2 separate regions of the Homo sapiens genome follow, and region 2 is linked to region 1. The links are chromatin loops, found by intact Hi-C in ENCODE. Cell type or tissue: MCF 10A. All regions are shown on one strand.

The links. Peaks named below come from ENCODE experiments on the same cell type or tissue, not always from the same donor. Only the 100,000 strongest peaks of a DNase experiment are listed, where the experiment ranks them.
Region 2: it touches region 1 in a loop (2.4-fold over the local background); 4 of 110 quality-filtered maps call a loop at or near these places.

Annotation. Positions count from the first base shown.
Region 1 is chr12:39,313,710-39,321,709 of GRCh38, forward strand. It overlaps KIF21A (kinesin family member 21A), which reads right to left. Exons shown (of 38, transcript NM_001173464.2): 28 at 6,197-6,304; 29 at 4,364-4,492; 30 at 2,223-2,261; 31 at 1,520-1,531. LOC101927019 (a long non-coding RNA gene) reads left to right here and starts at 2,223. Exons shown (of 3, transcript XR_007063276.1): 1 at 2,223-2,311. In MCF 10A, a CTCF peak has its summit at 4,668 (motif pointing right); no DNase peak of the experiment used is centred here.
Region 2 is chr12:39,582,738-39,590,737 of GRCh38, forward strand. ABCD2 (ATP binding cassette subfamily D member 2) reads right to left here. Exons shown (of 10, transcript NM_005164.4): 7 at 3,415-3,560. Among named protein-coding and RNA genes, the nearest start is that of ABCD2, 33 kb to the right of the region's middle. In MCF 10A, a CTCF peak has its summit at 4,690 (motif pointing right); a DNase peak (open chromatin) is centred at 4,714.

The DNA.
Region 1 (8,000 bases):
AATTCATTTATTTTATATGCCGACTCACTATCAATGATTTGTTTAATAGAAATAAATATTTCAGGAGAAAGACAGCGATAGACTTACTGCATTCTATGTAGGCCATATATGGAATGAGGTGTAGTTTTAGATGTCCCATTTTAAGAAGAACATTGAAAAATTGGAGCCTTTACAAAACAGTAGAAGCAGAATGAAGGATCTGTAGACTATATTACATAAGGAACAGATGATGAAACTATTGAGCTGATAAAAGAACATTTACCGGAGAGAGGATACAACAGCATAATTTAAAAGGGCTGAATATATGAAGAGCTGTCATATATAAACAAAAAGATATATAAAATTAATTCTGGTAAGGGAAAAAAAGGGCTGATGAAGACTAACGAATGGAAATTTAAAGGAGGTAAATTTAGAGTTGGGGAGAAAAAAACATTTATTTTTAGAGTCTGGTTATAATGATCACAAAAGTGATAGGAGTTTCTTATCCCTATAAATGATATAAGGAATTATTATCTCTGGATATATAATTATGAAATGTGATGCCATGATTTGCATACATGTGTCAATTTGAGATTACTGAAACTAATGCTCAGTAATTTGTAATCTAACAATTTAACCAGATTAAAATTGAAATTGGAGCAAAACCCGCTCAAAAGTCTGAATCTGCCATTTGGAAATTTTGATGTCTTAAGGTTCATAGATATGAACTGAAGCCATCAAATTTACACATATTTCTTCAAATATTGAAAAGGTATGATTCTACAGAATAGTAGGTTGCTACTGTTAATTCTCAAACAGAAAATATATATGTATATATAGGTCAAAAAGCTGATTGTAAGAAAACAATTCATGTTAACAGCCTAAGAGCTATTTTCAATGTGCATTTAATAACAAATCTTCTTAAGAAAAAAGCTAAACAGTACCCTCAGATGTAATACTGTGTCTCCAAAGGTTTCTTTCCTTCAGATTACAAGCTTTATCCTAAGAATCTATTAAATGTTTCCCTGATGATGTAATATTCAACACAATTCTGTCATGTCAAAGGTTATAGTATCATAAAATACTCAGTAAATATTTGCCCCAGTAACTTATGTATGGCACAGTTATTTCCAGGAGATCAGGATGCCCTTTTTTCATTCTTATGTATTTTTATGTCATTGATTATTCAGTCTTTTGAGAAAAAAAATCTCAATATTAAACACAGTGTTTTATTACTTTAAAATGTTCTTAAATATTCAGAATATTAGGATTAATATTTTATATAAACTACCAAAGATAATAGAAACTTAATGATATTAGAAACATACAGCCATGGTATTTCTCTATTTGAATTAATCTATTCACATTTTGAAATATAAAATCAACTTTAAACAAGTTTAAGGTTAAATATGGCAAATTTGTACAACAGACTTGATCTGAAGGAGAGAAAAAAATAAACACTTATTTTTGTTCCATGCAAACCTGTAAGGTCTTTTGATACTGGAAATGAAATTAATTTCCTCTCCCTTCCCCTGCCTACCTTCTGGAGGATCTGCTGATGATCAGCAAAAATGGCCATAAAACAAGGAAAACAAGTGCAAAGAGGGAGGACATAAAATGATAATGGTGAAAGGGAATGAGACAGAGAGAAAGAGAAAGAGAAGTTAAGGACCCCCAGAAAAATCCATAAAATGAAAAAAAATAACAGTTATTTTTAAAGCTGCACCTATTCTTAAGAATATTTATTTTAAAAAATGCTTCCTTAGTGTTTATTTCCTATTCTTTTTAATTTTTGGTATAATAGTATCCTTTTTTTCTCTAGCATATTTTTATTTTTAATCATATAATCTTTTTACTTAAAATTGCTAAACCAACAAGAAAAAAATACCTTATCTACCTCACACACTTTGAGGCATTAGAAATACCTAATTGTTGAGAGTAAGAAATCTTCTTGACATCAATATTCATAAAACTTGATTTCTTTTAAAGAAAAGATTCAGATTACAGACAGAAAACAGGTATCACAATTTTTAAACTATTATACAAAAAAAACCACTACTTTATCTAAAAGGTATGACCACAAAAATGTATTAAAATTATCATGTTTAGAAATATTAGTGCATTTATATGATTTACAACAAGTGATGCATGCAACAAAAATGAGACTTGCTTAGAATTTCTAGGAAGGCACTTTAGAACATCAATGAAATTCCAGAATGTAGGAAAGGCAGGAAAGAAAGTACCTGTGTACCTCCGAGAGAGAGGAGTCACTTTCATCAGACCTATAGTGAAAGAGTTAGAATTATGAGAGAAAGAATACAGATGTCAACAGGTAAGGACACTGACTTTGGACTCAAAATCAACAGCATGAATAACAGATATATAGCAAACATTTCCTTCATAGTGCCCTGCTTTTCTACTTGCACTGGATATTAGCATGTTTAAAGTATAGCTAAGTTACGTAAAAAGTTTGATATTTATGTCTTCTAGCAAGACTTTGGGGGCTAAAATTTTCTAATACTGATATACAAAATCTATCCTCACTTCTAAAATTTAGGCCTTGCAGAAGAATAGTATCAAGTACATGAGATATAGCACTTCAAGGTTTGCTCTATTTAATTTGACTAGTCCTGGAAAAATTTTCCCATTTCAATAACTGTTGATCAATTTTATTCACCTTGATAATTATCACTTTAGATATAGACTCTAATGTTGAAGTTACACAAAATAGATTGTGTTTTCACATAGAAAGCAAGTCACTCAAAATTTAATAACTTTTGGCTTTAACTTATCTCAAAAACACTGAGTTCTTTTGACTAGGGAGCATCTGAGTAACAGCTGGGGTACTTTAGTGGGCTTTTAGAATGGACAAGTCACTTCTGTTAGCCCTACCTTGAGGCCTCCAAGACTGCAGTGAGTCTGGTTATTAAGAAAATCTATTCGACTGTACAACAGGCTTGAGGAGAATGAGGATATGGTGAGCGTTAGCATAGAATGTAACCTGAAACAATGTGGGAGATCTGCGTCTTGCTAGTGGGATATGGTTGCTTCAAAAAGGAGCCCCAGAGAAAGTAATGTAAAGGGGTAGTCAAGTTTTTGAAAGTGTAGAGCAGTCAGTTATTCTACATTTTAGTTTATAGAGATGACAACAGAGTCAAATTATTGGTAGCTCATAAAGTATTTCAGTAAAAAATATGGAACTGTGATTAGGTTGTCAAGATTATCAAAAGATTGACAGAAAATATTCTGACTGTGAAGGCAAGGTAGACACAAATTTAGCAACTCTTCGTATACCTAGTGAAACTTGACTTCCCAAAAGTATTCCTAATGTTCAACTTTTCTCAATTAATGACAGAAATAATTTGACAATGTTAAAGAGTATTTTGTTTAATAACACAGGAAAATATTTACCTACCTAGATCAATGTAAAGAACATATCTTCTACTAATTAAACCATATTAAAATCTAATGAAGGATCCATAAATAAAAGAATTATCCATAAATTAAGTATATTTATAATTCTTTAAAAACTACGGTATGATTCTCTAAGTTTATAGAGCCATTTAAAATGATCTAAACATGCCAGACAGACAGATCTTAAATGGCATCCTATAAATTTTAGAGATTATTGATTTATACAGGGAGGCAATAGCAGAAAACAATCATTATCATTCCAAGTCCAAGCAGACAAGTCAGAGTTAATAAATACCTTATGGCAGTATTGTTAGTATGGCATTCTTGCAAGAGAGATTCTGGCTCAATGTGTGGATACTTTGTCATTTCAAATTTGATGACATTTACATTTTCCACATCCCTCCAACTTCTCCACCCCTGCAACCCACTCCCAGTCCTACTCTCTCCATCCGTAAAGGTGATTTTTTATTCCAAGAACACAATTATTGAAATTTTGTGGTGAACTTGTCTAGAACAATCAGATGACAAAAACGTGTTGCACTTGTAACAATGGTCTTTGTAAACTGTTATATCCCCCAGAAGTAAAGTAATTTGCCTCTTTCCAACTCAGGCTATCTAAATTAGAGGCTTTTGTGGGCTCACAGAAGCTGAAGAATCTCCAAAAATTTAAACATCAAGTGGTCTCAAAGATTTTTCAGTTCTAATTTACTTGTAAAAGAAAAGGCAAGACAAGTGCTGAAGGCATACCAATACAAATCTACAACAGGGAATAATGTTCAGCAGGAAAATAATTTTCTCTAATTTTGGCTGCATGGTTCCTTTCCCATTGGAAAGATGCATAAAATATGGCAAGAGTTCACACGTCAGGCTCCATCTCCTACACAGAGATGACTACATGTTTTCTACAGACTGTATTGACAGGTTCAGAATATTATATAAATAATTGGGGCTCTTTTCCATAATGACTTACTTATCCTGCTGAACTGATGTGTTTCCCTGAGAAACAGTAAGACGATTAAAAACATTCAGTTCATTACGGGGCCGGCTTGGTGGGGAAGAAGGAGGTGAAAGACTAGCCTCTGAAGTTCCAGAATCTGAGCTACAAGAAAAAAAGAACATTAAGTAGGTGGCTTTAATTGGTTATGATTTGTTAGAAAAGTTATAAGAAACATGCTCTTTTAAAAAAAAGCTTTTTATTAGAGAACTCCTTCTTTCCTTTCTTCCTTTTTTGTAAGATAAAATGCATTCTGAACAATTTTTAAAATTTTTCACTGGATTTTGTTACATTGGCCACAAGATGGCACTAAAGAGAAGATTCTGTCTGCTGAAATCAGAAGTCAGTATAAGAATAAAGCAAGCCACATTTAAAATTATACAATTTTAGAATCAAGAGAAAGTTGCTCACTTTACAGATGAGGAAAGAGACCCAGAGAGCTTACGAGATGTTTGCTTATTCAGTTGGTTCATTCATCTATTTTTAAATCATTTATGTGCTCCATCCCCATTTCCCAATTATTCTTGAGAGATTTAATTCAGTAGACACAGGCAAACTACATCTTTAAGTACAGGAAGCAAGGGTGATAAGAAGGATAATTTCGGCCAGGCACGGTGGCTCACGCCTGTAATCCCAGCACTTTGGGAGGCCGAGGCGGGCGGATCATGAGGTCAGAGATTGAGAGCATCCTGGCTAACATGGTGAAACCCCGTCCCTACTAAAAATACAAAAAAATTAGCCGGGCGTGGTGGCGGGCGCCGGTAGTCCCAGCTACTCGGGAGACTGAGGCAGGAGAATGGTGTGAACCCGGGAGGCGGAGTTTGCAGTGAGCCGAGATAGCGCCACTGCACTCCAGCCTGGGCAACAGAGCGAGACTCCGTCTCAAAAAAAAAAAAAAAGGATAATTTCTATGACATTCAAGTCAGCTAAACCCATGGTCAAAAAAGACAGTGTGCATCTTGGCACAGGGTAGTGGATGGTATAGAATTGTCCATTTAGGCACGGAAAATAAATGAACACTTCTTTTTAAATATATTCACATTTATTTTTATGTCAAAGAAATTAAAGTAATTCACTTCACTAATATTTAAATGTAAATTCGCATAAATGCTTTCAAGGACATGTCTGAGATCTGCCTGTCACATGCAGAACAGGTAAACTGAGGGAGGGGTGGCAGGGTAACAGTGGTTCTAATCCAATCAACTTCTGCATGCTGTCATGTTGCAATTTGTAAACGCCCAGTTAAGTGGATAATCAGATTATACTATGTACTGCTAAGTAAACTAACCCTCACAAAACACACAGAAGAAACATTGAGGATAATACCAACAATGTAAACATGAGAGAGCAACAAGAAAATGGCACAATAACACACCCTATGATTAATATTAGTTTTTCTGTCAGCCACTCTAAAGAGGTAGGGTCAAGATCAGTTTTAGCTAACATGGCAATGACGGTCAAAATTAATTCTAAATTTTTCTATTAATAGAAGACTATCTGAAATATAGACTTAATAAGCCTTACCTCAAGTATATATTAACTCTTAAAATGATATACACAAATAACTGGCAAGTAAGTAAGTGGACATGATCAGGGACAAGTGCTCAAATATCTTTACAGGTATATGTATGACCAAGAATATTAGACCACCGAGCCAAGCCAAAAGCTGACTTGACTGTCTTGATTAGTCAAATAGTCATAACCACAGCACCAGCCTAAATCTGGAAAATAATTTCATGATTATCTTTAGCATCTAAGTGCAGCAGGCATTTAATACAGTCTAGCAGGTAAAAAACATTAGTCACTTACTGCTTTTGTTCCTTGGCCTTTGATTTTTCTGCTTTCTCATATGCCTTTCTCCTTGTTACAGGAGAAGGCTCTGGAATTTTTTTTTCTGATAGAGATGACTGCCTGGAACTAAAGTAAAAGAAGATTCTTTAATTACCTAATTCTAAATTTGCACATACAACTTTGGTAGATAGTCAATCTAAAATTTGTAATAGGTTAATAACTGGAACCTCAGAAAGATTATTACTTGAGAACAAAAAATAAAACTAACATAGGAAAATACTACATGAGTTATATTTAGTTGATGGAAGCTCAGCAACTATAATTTTTAAATTGGTGATCTTATTAAATATGTAACAACTTACTATCTTTGAATATAAATATCAGTGATATACCGCCAAATAGCCACAACAAATATTTTAGATGTGTTTTAATTTCATTGGTAATTATTTCAGATGAAGAAAAATTATCTTTATAGTTTTGTAAGAACAAAAATATTAGAATATCAGAATATGAGAAACAATGAGATTTAATGAATTAATATTGAGACACAATCACAAAATAGTTCTATAGGTAATCACACACACAAAAATACATAATTATTTTACTTAGCTAGTATTTAATTTGTATCTATGTACATTTTAGTAATAAAAGTATTCTGGCCTTAAATATTTTAAATGCCAAATGTCTGCTTGTAATTAAAAATTCAAGAAAATAATTTTTGTATATGGTGGTAATGAATTTTAACTGAAAAAAAAAAAAAGTCTGGGCCAGGCATGGTGGCTCACACCTGTAATCCCAACACTTTGGGAGGCTGAGGTGGGTGGATCACTTGAGGTCATGAGTTCAAAACCAGCCTGGACAACATGGTGAAACTCTGTCTCTATTAAAAATACCAAAATTAGCTGAGTGTGGTGGCGGGCACCTGTAATCCCAGCTACTTGGGAGGCTGAGGCAGGAGAATCGCTTGAAGCCAGGAGGCAGAGACTGCAGTGAGCCAAGATCACATCACTGCACTCCAGTCTGGGCAACAGAGCAAGACTCTGCCAAAAAAAAAAAAAAAAAAAAAAAAAAAGTCTGGGAAAAAAAAAACACTAAGGAATTAGACAGCAACACTTCCAGAATGGGTTTGCATGATTCCTATTTAAAAGCAAAAACTAAATGTAATTAAATTTTGTGTGCTTGATTTTTTCTAATCAGGAAATCACATTTTAGCAATCCTGCATCATTTAAATTATAAGCATCACCTGAGTAAAATTACGCAGTAATGGCTTATAAGAGTTACTGCACCAAGTGAGTGACCAAACTCTCACAATGTATAAAGAATTACAAATATATGAGTATAAGCATGTGAATTTATGAAAACTTTAAAGTAAGTTATTTAGAGGCAGAGCCCAAAAGATATTTTTTACAACCTGTCATAAAGGATACATTTTTAAAATGTAAAAAGACAAATAGATTACCTGAATCTGGATTCCAGGCCACAGATTTAGTCTTGAAGTTCCAAAAGTCTCACTCATCTGACAGACTAAATACCTAACACATTTAGTTCCTAAAATCTGACCTCAGTTCTACATCACTACCTTCACCAAAAGCATTTCTTCTATTCTCATCTTATCACAAAAGCAATGAAGCCATAAACTATTCTGGTTAGCAATCTCTAACAGCAGATCCAACAGTTAATTACATAGGCCACCTCAAGCACATGCAAGAAAGTTCTGCCATCATTAAAATTAATTCTGGAACAAAAGGTAGCAGATGGGATACTGAATGGAAAACAATGGAAATGTCCTCATAAAATGAAGAATATTATGAAAAATGGCTA
Region 2 (8,000 bases), 270 kb after region 1:
TTTATTGTAAGGATCAAATGAAATAATGTATGTGATATTGTTATATAAAACTTCAAGCATTATCACACAAAGACAAAGTACAGTATCAATATTACAACTACTAATATTACCATTAGCTACTAATTTTTTTTTTTTTTTTTAGACAGGGTCTCACTCTTGTTGCCTAGGCTGGAGTGCAGTGATGCAATCACAGCTCACTCCAACCTTGACTTTGCGGGCTCAGGTGATTCTCCCACCTCAGCCTCCCAAATAGCTGAGACTACAGGGGTGTGCCACCATTCCCGGATAATTTTTGTATGTTTTGTAGGGAAGTGGTTTCACCATGTTGCCCAGGCTGGTTTCAACCTCCTAGATTCAAGCTATTTACCCTCCTCGGCCTCCCAAAGTGCTGGGATTACAGGTGTGAGCTGCCGGACGGGGCCAGCTACTAATTCTTGTGTACTCATATGCCACTGTGCTAATGTTTTACATACAGTCTTATTTAATCTTCACAAAAAACTTATAAGGTAGATATTTATCCTCATTTTACAGTTGAAGATACAGAGAACAGGGCTAATCAAGATTTAATTCCAGAACTCTGAGTTAAAAGTCCATATTCTCAATCACTGTACTACTTACTCTACTTCTAATAATGTAAGTGGGCTGTAAAATAGAACATAAAATACATTTAAAATTAAACTTGGTGTCTCATTTGTTATTTCAGTCATTTTTCTAAACTATCAAATTATATGAATTATTGAATTATTTGAAAGTGTGAATATAATTTTTTGTTTTATTTTATTTTATTTTTTAACTTTCAGGCTTGGGGGCACATGTGAAGTTTTCTTACATAGGTAAACACGTTTCATGGGGATTTGTTGTACATATTATTTCATCATCCAGGTATTAAGCCCAGTACCCAATAATTTTCTTTTCTGCTCCTCTCCCTCCTCCTACCCTCCAATCCTCAAGTAGACCTGAGTCTCTGTTGTTTTCTTCTTTGTGCTTGTAAGTTCTTATCATTTAGCCCTATTTAAAAGTGAGAACATACAGTAAGTATATGGTTTTCTGTTCCTGCATTAGTTTGCTAAGGATGATTGCCTCCAGCTCCATTCATGTTCCCACAAAATATATGATCTCATTCTTTTTTTCTAGCTGCATAATATTCCATGGTGGACCTCTACCACACTTTCTTTATCTAATCTGTCATTGATGGGCATTTACATTGATTCCATGTTTTTGCTATTGTGTATAGTGCTGTGATGAACATTTGTGTGCATATGTCTTTGTGGTAGATGATTTTATATTCCTCTGAGTATAAACCCAGTAATGAGATTGTTGGGTGAAATGGTAGTTCTGTTTTTAGCTCTTTGAGGAATTGCCACACTGTGGTTGAACTGATTTACACTCCCACCAACAGTGTATAAGTGTTCTCTTTTTCCCACAACCTTCTCAACATCTTGTTATTTTTTGACTTTTTATTAATAGTCATTTTGACTGGTGTGAGATGGTACCTCATTGTGGTTTTGATGTGCATTTCTCTAGTGATCAGTGATATTGAGCTTTTTTCATATGCTTGTTGGCTGCATGTATGTCTTCTTTTGAGAAGTGTCTGTTCATGTCCTTTTCCCACTTTGTAATGGTGTTGTTTGTTTTTCCCTTGTAAATTTGTTTAAGTACCTTATAGATGCTAGATATTAGACTTTTGTCAGATGCATAATTTGCAAATACTTTCTCCCATTGTGTAGGTTGTCTGTTTACTCTGTTGATAGTTTCTTTTGCTGTGCAGAAGCTCTTAAATTTAATTAGATCTCACTTGTCAATTTTTGCTTTCATTGTGATTGCTTTTGGTATCTTTGTCATGAAGTCTTTGTCTGTTTCCATGTCCAGGATAGTTTTGCCTAGGTTGTCTTCCAGGGTTTTTATAGTTTGGGGTTTTACATTTAAGTCTCTAATCCATCTTGTGTTGATTTTTGTATATGGTATAAAGAAGGGGTCCAGCTTCAGTCTTCTGCATATGGCCAGCCAGTTATCACAGCACCATTTATTGAATAGGGAGTCTTTTCCCCATTGCTTGTTTTTGTCAGCTTTGTTGAAGATTAGATGGTTGTAGATGTGCGGCCTTATTTCTGTGCTCTCCATTCTGTTTCATTGGTCTCTGTGCCTGTTTTTGTAACAGCACTATGCTGTTTTGGTTACTGTAGACTTGTAGTATAGTTTGAAGTGGGGCAGCATGATGCCTCCAGCTTTGTTCCTTTTGCTTAGGATTACCTTGGCTATTCAGGCTCTTTCTTGGTTCCAAACAAATTTTAAAATAGTTTTTTTCCTAGTTCTGTGAAGAATGTCATTGGTAGTTTGATAGGAATAGCATTGAATATGTAAATTGCTTTGGGCAACATAGCCATTTTAATGATATTGATTCTTCCTATCCATGAACATGGGATGGTTTTCCATTTGTGTCTTCTCTGATTTCTTTGAGCAGTGTTTTGTAATTCCCATTGTAGAGATCTTTCACCTTCCTGGTTAGCTGTATTCCTAGGTATTTCATTCTTTTTGTGGCAATTGTGAAGGGGATTGCCTTCCTGATTTGGCTGTTCGCTTGGCTGTTGTTGGTGTATAGCAAAGTTAGTGATTTTTGTATGTTGATTTTGTACACTGCAACTTTGCTGAAGTTGTTTATCAGCTGAAGGAGCTTTGAGCTGAGACTATGGGGTTTTCTAGATATAGAATCATGTGTCTGCAAGCAGGGATAGTTTGACTTCCTCTCTTCCTATGTGAATGCCCTTTATTTCTTTCTCTTGCCTGGCTTATCTAGTTAAAGTGTGATTATTATTATTAAATTATTTGAAAGTATCACTAAACACAGAAAGAGTATTATTAGACAATAATTCTATTTTAAGCTTATATGTACAAATGTTATTTATACTCTTTCAAAAATGTTTTATGCTGAAAAACCACAATACAGAAGTTTCTAACTTTAATTACCTGTGTGCTGCTTGAGAGCAAAAAAAGATACTGGTCAGATTGTGGGTCTGAAAACAAAAAAAGTTCTGTGGTATCTACTTCTCAAATTATTTAATTTAATGTGAGCTGAGAGCTTGTAAGGCAAATATGTCTGTCATAGACTTTACATACATCTAGACTGACAATGGCCTCAGGGACTTTGTACATTCGAATATAAAAGAAAAAAACTGTTTTTAAATGTTAGCTGCACTGACATGGAGACTTAATAAAAACTTAGTGTGTTGCATTAAACACAACACAAGCAGAAAAAGAAATGTAAATAATGGAACAGCAATAAAACTCCATCTTTACACTTATGTGCTTATTTCCGATTATAGCATACATTCAAATTAAACCACAGACTAAATATATACCCAAGCTTACTTTTTAAAAGTGAAGTTAAATGCATTAGAAAAGAATGATAGACTTTACCTCCTTCTCTTTGAACTATGTGATAGAGATGGACATTGTGTAGGATACGTTCCAGATCTTGGTCTGTATAACCTTTATCATGCATATCATCCACTGAATCAGGGTAAATGACTTGATCCCGAAGACTTCCAAGAGACATATATGGCCTTTAAAACACCAAGCACACAAGAATCCTAGTGGAAAGTCATGATAACTTACTCAGTGTGACAACTTGGTAGTCTGAAAACATCAGTGAAGACTTTAAACACTACATTTCCAGGATGATATTTGTTACCTGGCGATGAGTACTTCTCCCTCAGGCACTGCTAAACAATACCGTTATGTTTACATAAAAACTTACTGACACATGGACACAAGAAAAGCTTCTCCAAGAAATCATCTGACATTTTCTTTTTCTAAAAAATTCTATTTTATTTTATATTTTGTAGAGACAGGGTCTTGATATGTTTTCCCAGGCTAGTCTCAAACACCTGCCTCAAGTGATTCCTCCTAACTTGGCCTCCCAAAGCACTGGGATTACAGTTGTGAGCCATAGAACCCAGCCACATTTAACATTTTCAGCAGGGAAATATTGTATATACTTTGTTTCACTGTATTTGATAAAGATTGCTTCTGTAATTCATCTATAATTATTTGGGTGACATATTATACAATTTGGGTTTCGACCCAGCAATGTGAACAAACAAAACAAAAAAATTTAATTCATAGTAAGAAAAACACAAATTAAAACTACATTGAGTTTCTTACTAATCAGATTGGCAAAAATTCAACAACTTGGTAACTCACTCCACTGGCAGGCCTATGGGTAAGGGAATGTTCTCACACTACAGTGAAAATGCAGAATGGTACAACTCTTACAGAGGGGATTTGGCAAACTGACAGAGCATTTGTTGCCCTTTGACCTCCTTCTGGGAATTCACTCTGAAAATATACTTCTAAAAATACAAAAAAAGATGCATGAGGTTATTCATTACAGCTTATTTGTAATAGCAAAATACTGAAATACAACATAAATACCCATACAAAGAAGACAGACAGAATAAACTATAGTACATCCGCTAAGCAGCTGTAATAAAAGGATGAGGAAGACCTCTATAAACTGATATAGAGTGATTTCCATGATATATTGTTAAGTTGAAAAGCAAAATGCAAAAGTAGACTTACAGCAGGGTTTCTCAACAACGGCACTTTGGCTTATTGAACCAGATAATTCTTTATTGTCGAGGGCTACCCTGTGTACAGTAGGATGTTTAGCATTATGCCTGATGTCTACCCACTAGATGTCAGCAGCACCCCTTCCTGTAGTGAACAAAAATAATTGTCTCCAGATAATGCCAAATGTCCCTGGGGGACAAAATCTTCCCGGTTGAGAACCACTTCTATGTAAAAAGAAAGCAAAATGAAATATAGACATACCCATTTATATTTAAAAAAGGAAACACAGGAAGAGTAAACCTGAAACTAGTGAAGTTGGTTAGCTACAGGAGGTGGGAGGAACAAGGTGGAATGGATAGGCAGGAAAAGGCCTACGTATCCTTTCTATTAATAAAGTTTTTACTTTTGGAATCCCTCAAAGTGTTACTATTCAATAAATAAATAAAATTAAACCAACAAGAACGAAGGAAGAAACCTTAAAATTGAATACAAATAGAAACAATTTAACTGAACAGTATGTCCAAAGGATAAAGTAACCACACAGCGAAGGGGATGGAGGTGGGGATGAATTAATCCATGTAATTTTTGAACTTGGCTATATAATTTCAGTCAAAGACAGAAAGAATCAGGCGGAAATTTTAAACTTTACTTGCAAGTTTATTTTTGCTAATGATATAGGGGTAGCAATTCTGAAACTATTTTATGTATATTGTAGGATTGGTTACGTAAGTAAATGGTTTGGTAATGTTAGGAGCAAGGGTTCTCACTGTGGAAGAAGAAAGATACAAACATGCTGTGTGGGAAGGCAAGAGAAAAACTAATTTTAATTTGAGTATCAGTATGAATTTATGTTTTTTAATAAAAAAATTTCTAGCCCTATCTACATCTGGAACAGTCTAATATTATCCTTTGAGAAGCACACAGCATCATTTCAGTAATGCAATAAATTCAATTGTGGACCCAAAAAGATCCATCTTAATCCAGACCCCCCCATATCTGTAAATGAAACCTTATTTAGGAACAGAGTCTTTGCAGATTTAATTAAGGTTCTTGAGACGAGATCATCCTGGATTAACCAGATGAGTCCTAAATCCAATAAATGCTCTTATCAAATGAGAAGAAACACAGGAAAGAAAAGAAAGCCACGTGAAGAAGGAGACAGAGATGGGAGTTACTGCCGCCACAAACGAAGGAATGCTTGGCACCACCAGAAGCTGGAAAAGAGGCAGGAAATAATTCTCCCCAAGAGCCTTCAGAGGGCGTGGATTGCCAATACTTTGACTTCGGGTGTTCAGGAATGCGAGAAAATAAATTTCTGTTGTTCAAACCGCCAAGTGTTTGGTAATTTGTAGCCCTTAGAAACTAATACAAGTAGTATTTCTGTAAAAAGTTTATAACCTGAATCACATCACGGAGAAACTATCAGACAAACCCAAATTGAGGTGTTCTCTTAAAAAAAAAAAGCAATAGTCTGGCATTCTTTAAAAATATCAATGTCATATAAAATAAAGAAATGCTGAGAAACTCTTTCGAATAAAAGAAACTATAATAAATAGACATGGCAACTAAGTGCAGTGCATGACAATGGATTGGGAAAAACAAGTTGCTCTATAAAGTACAGTGTTATGACAATTGCTGAAATTTAAATATGGACTGTATTTTAGATACTAATATATAAATGTCAGATTTCCTGAATTTGATAAGTATACTGTAGTTACCTAAGAGAATATCCCTGTTCTTTGAAAATATACCCTAAATTAATTAGGGGTAAAGGTGTATGATTACTGCAACTTGATTAAAAAATACAAGGTGTATATTGTGTGTGTATGCCTGGAGAGAGAAAGAAAGAGAAGGAGAGGTTTTCAAATACAAAATGTGTTTTGTGGATGAATTATCTACCTATTTTCCCATGGTACACAAGCCATTAGGTTGAAGGATAGACAGCACAAGCTTATTTTATAATATATTTAATTATTATTTGAATTCAAAATGTTTATATTTTACTTGTACATGTGTATGTTCATATAAGAAGACTTTGCAATGAAATTATTACAAATATAAGGAAGCTTTGGTCTGGGTTTTTTTTTTTTTTTTTTTTGAGACGGAGTCTCGCTTTGTCGCCCAGGCTGGAGTGCAGTGGCGCCATCTCGGTGGCTCACTGCAAGCTCCGCCTCCCGGGTTCTCGCTGTTCTCTTGTCAGCCTCCCAAGTAGCTGGGACTACAGGCGTCTGTCACCACGCCTGGCTAATTTTTTGTATTTTTAGTAGAGACGGGGTTTTACCGTGTTAGCCAGGATGGTCTTGATCTCCTGACCTCGTGTTCCGCCCACCTCGGCCTCCCAAAGTGCTGGGATTACAGGTGTGAGCCACCGCACCCAGCCCTATCTGAGCTATTGTTATTTAAATGATGTAACGATGTATAAAAATTGCTCACTTTGAAAACTGATGTGAATGAGAATGTTGATGAATATGTATAAAAGTATTCATAAGCTTATATATTTATTGAGGACTAATCAAATATTGTTTTATTAAAGTTCAATTTTTTGTCAATTATTGTTTTATGATCATGTGAAATGGTAAAAATAATACATTCTATATATGTTTGATGTACATAGCAACTAAAGCCGCTTAGGTTTTTATTAAAATAATGATTTTAAAATATTATTATAATGTTAAAGCCACCACTGAATTCTCTGGAAAGACTGTGTCAAGAAAATTCGGGATGACATTTACTCAATTTGAAAGCACAAGGAAACGGAGGACCCTATAGCCAATGTTTATATAATTAGTTTGCATGTGATTCTCTTTCCAGCTCAAAGTTCTGGAATTTAACATTTTGAGTCAGTTCAAGTTTCTGTAGTCCTACCAAAGTTATACATAATAGATAAGCACTCAAAGTACCCTTTACTAAACTTTCCTTTCTAGATATATAGACCTATTCAGATAATCTTCTAAATATTTCAGGTAGATCAATTACCATGTTAGAATGTTACTGGCTCACTTGCTCTGGCTCATTACAAAGGAGATCATGCAACATATCTAACATAAGCAACAAAAGAAATGGTCAGATTGCTCCTCATTAGTAGCTATCAAAAAAGAAATATTAACTAGTTTTAATTTACTTTCTATAAGTAAAACCCAGAATCATCTCTATATGTTATGGAAAAGATAGCAAAATAAATCCATAGGTGTCACATGTGGATCATTTAACAAATAATCCTTATTTAAACAATTATAATAATTATAATAATTGTTTTTTCTTGGGAATCTACAATTCTTTCAAATGTATATATAGTTAAAATTCAATTATAATAGTAAAATTATTTGAGATAAAATTCATTCCCCATGATTATGGCTTTTTATAGTTTTGTTACTAATGTCTCAAGGTGCTTTTATACTTTGCATTATATTCCCACTTTTCTGCATTAACAT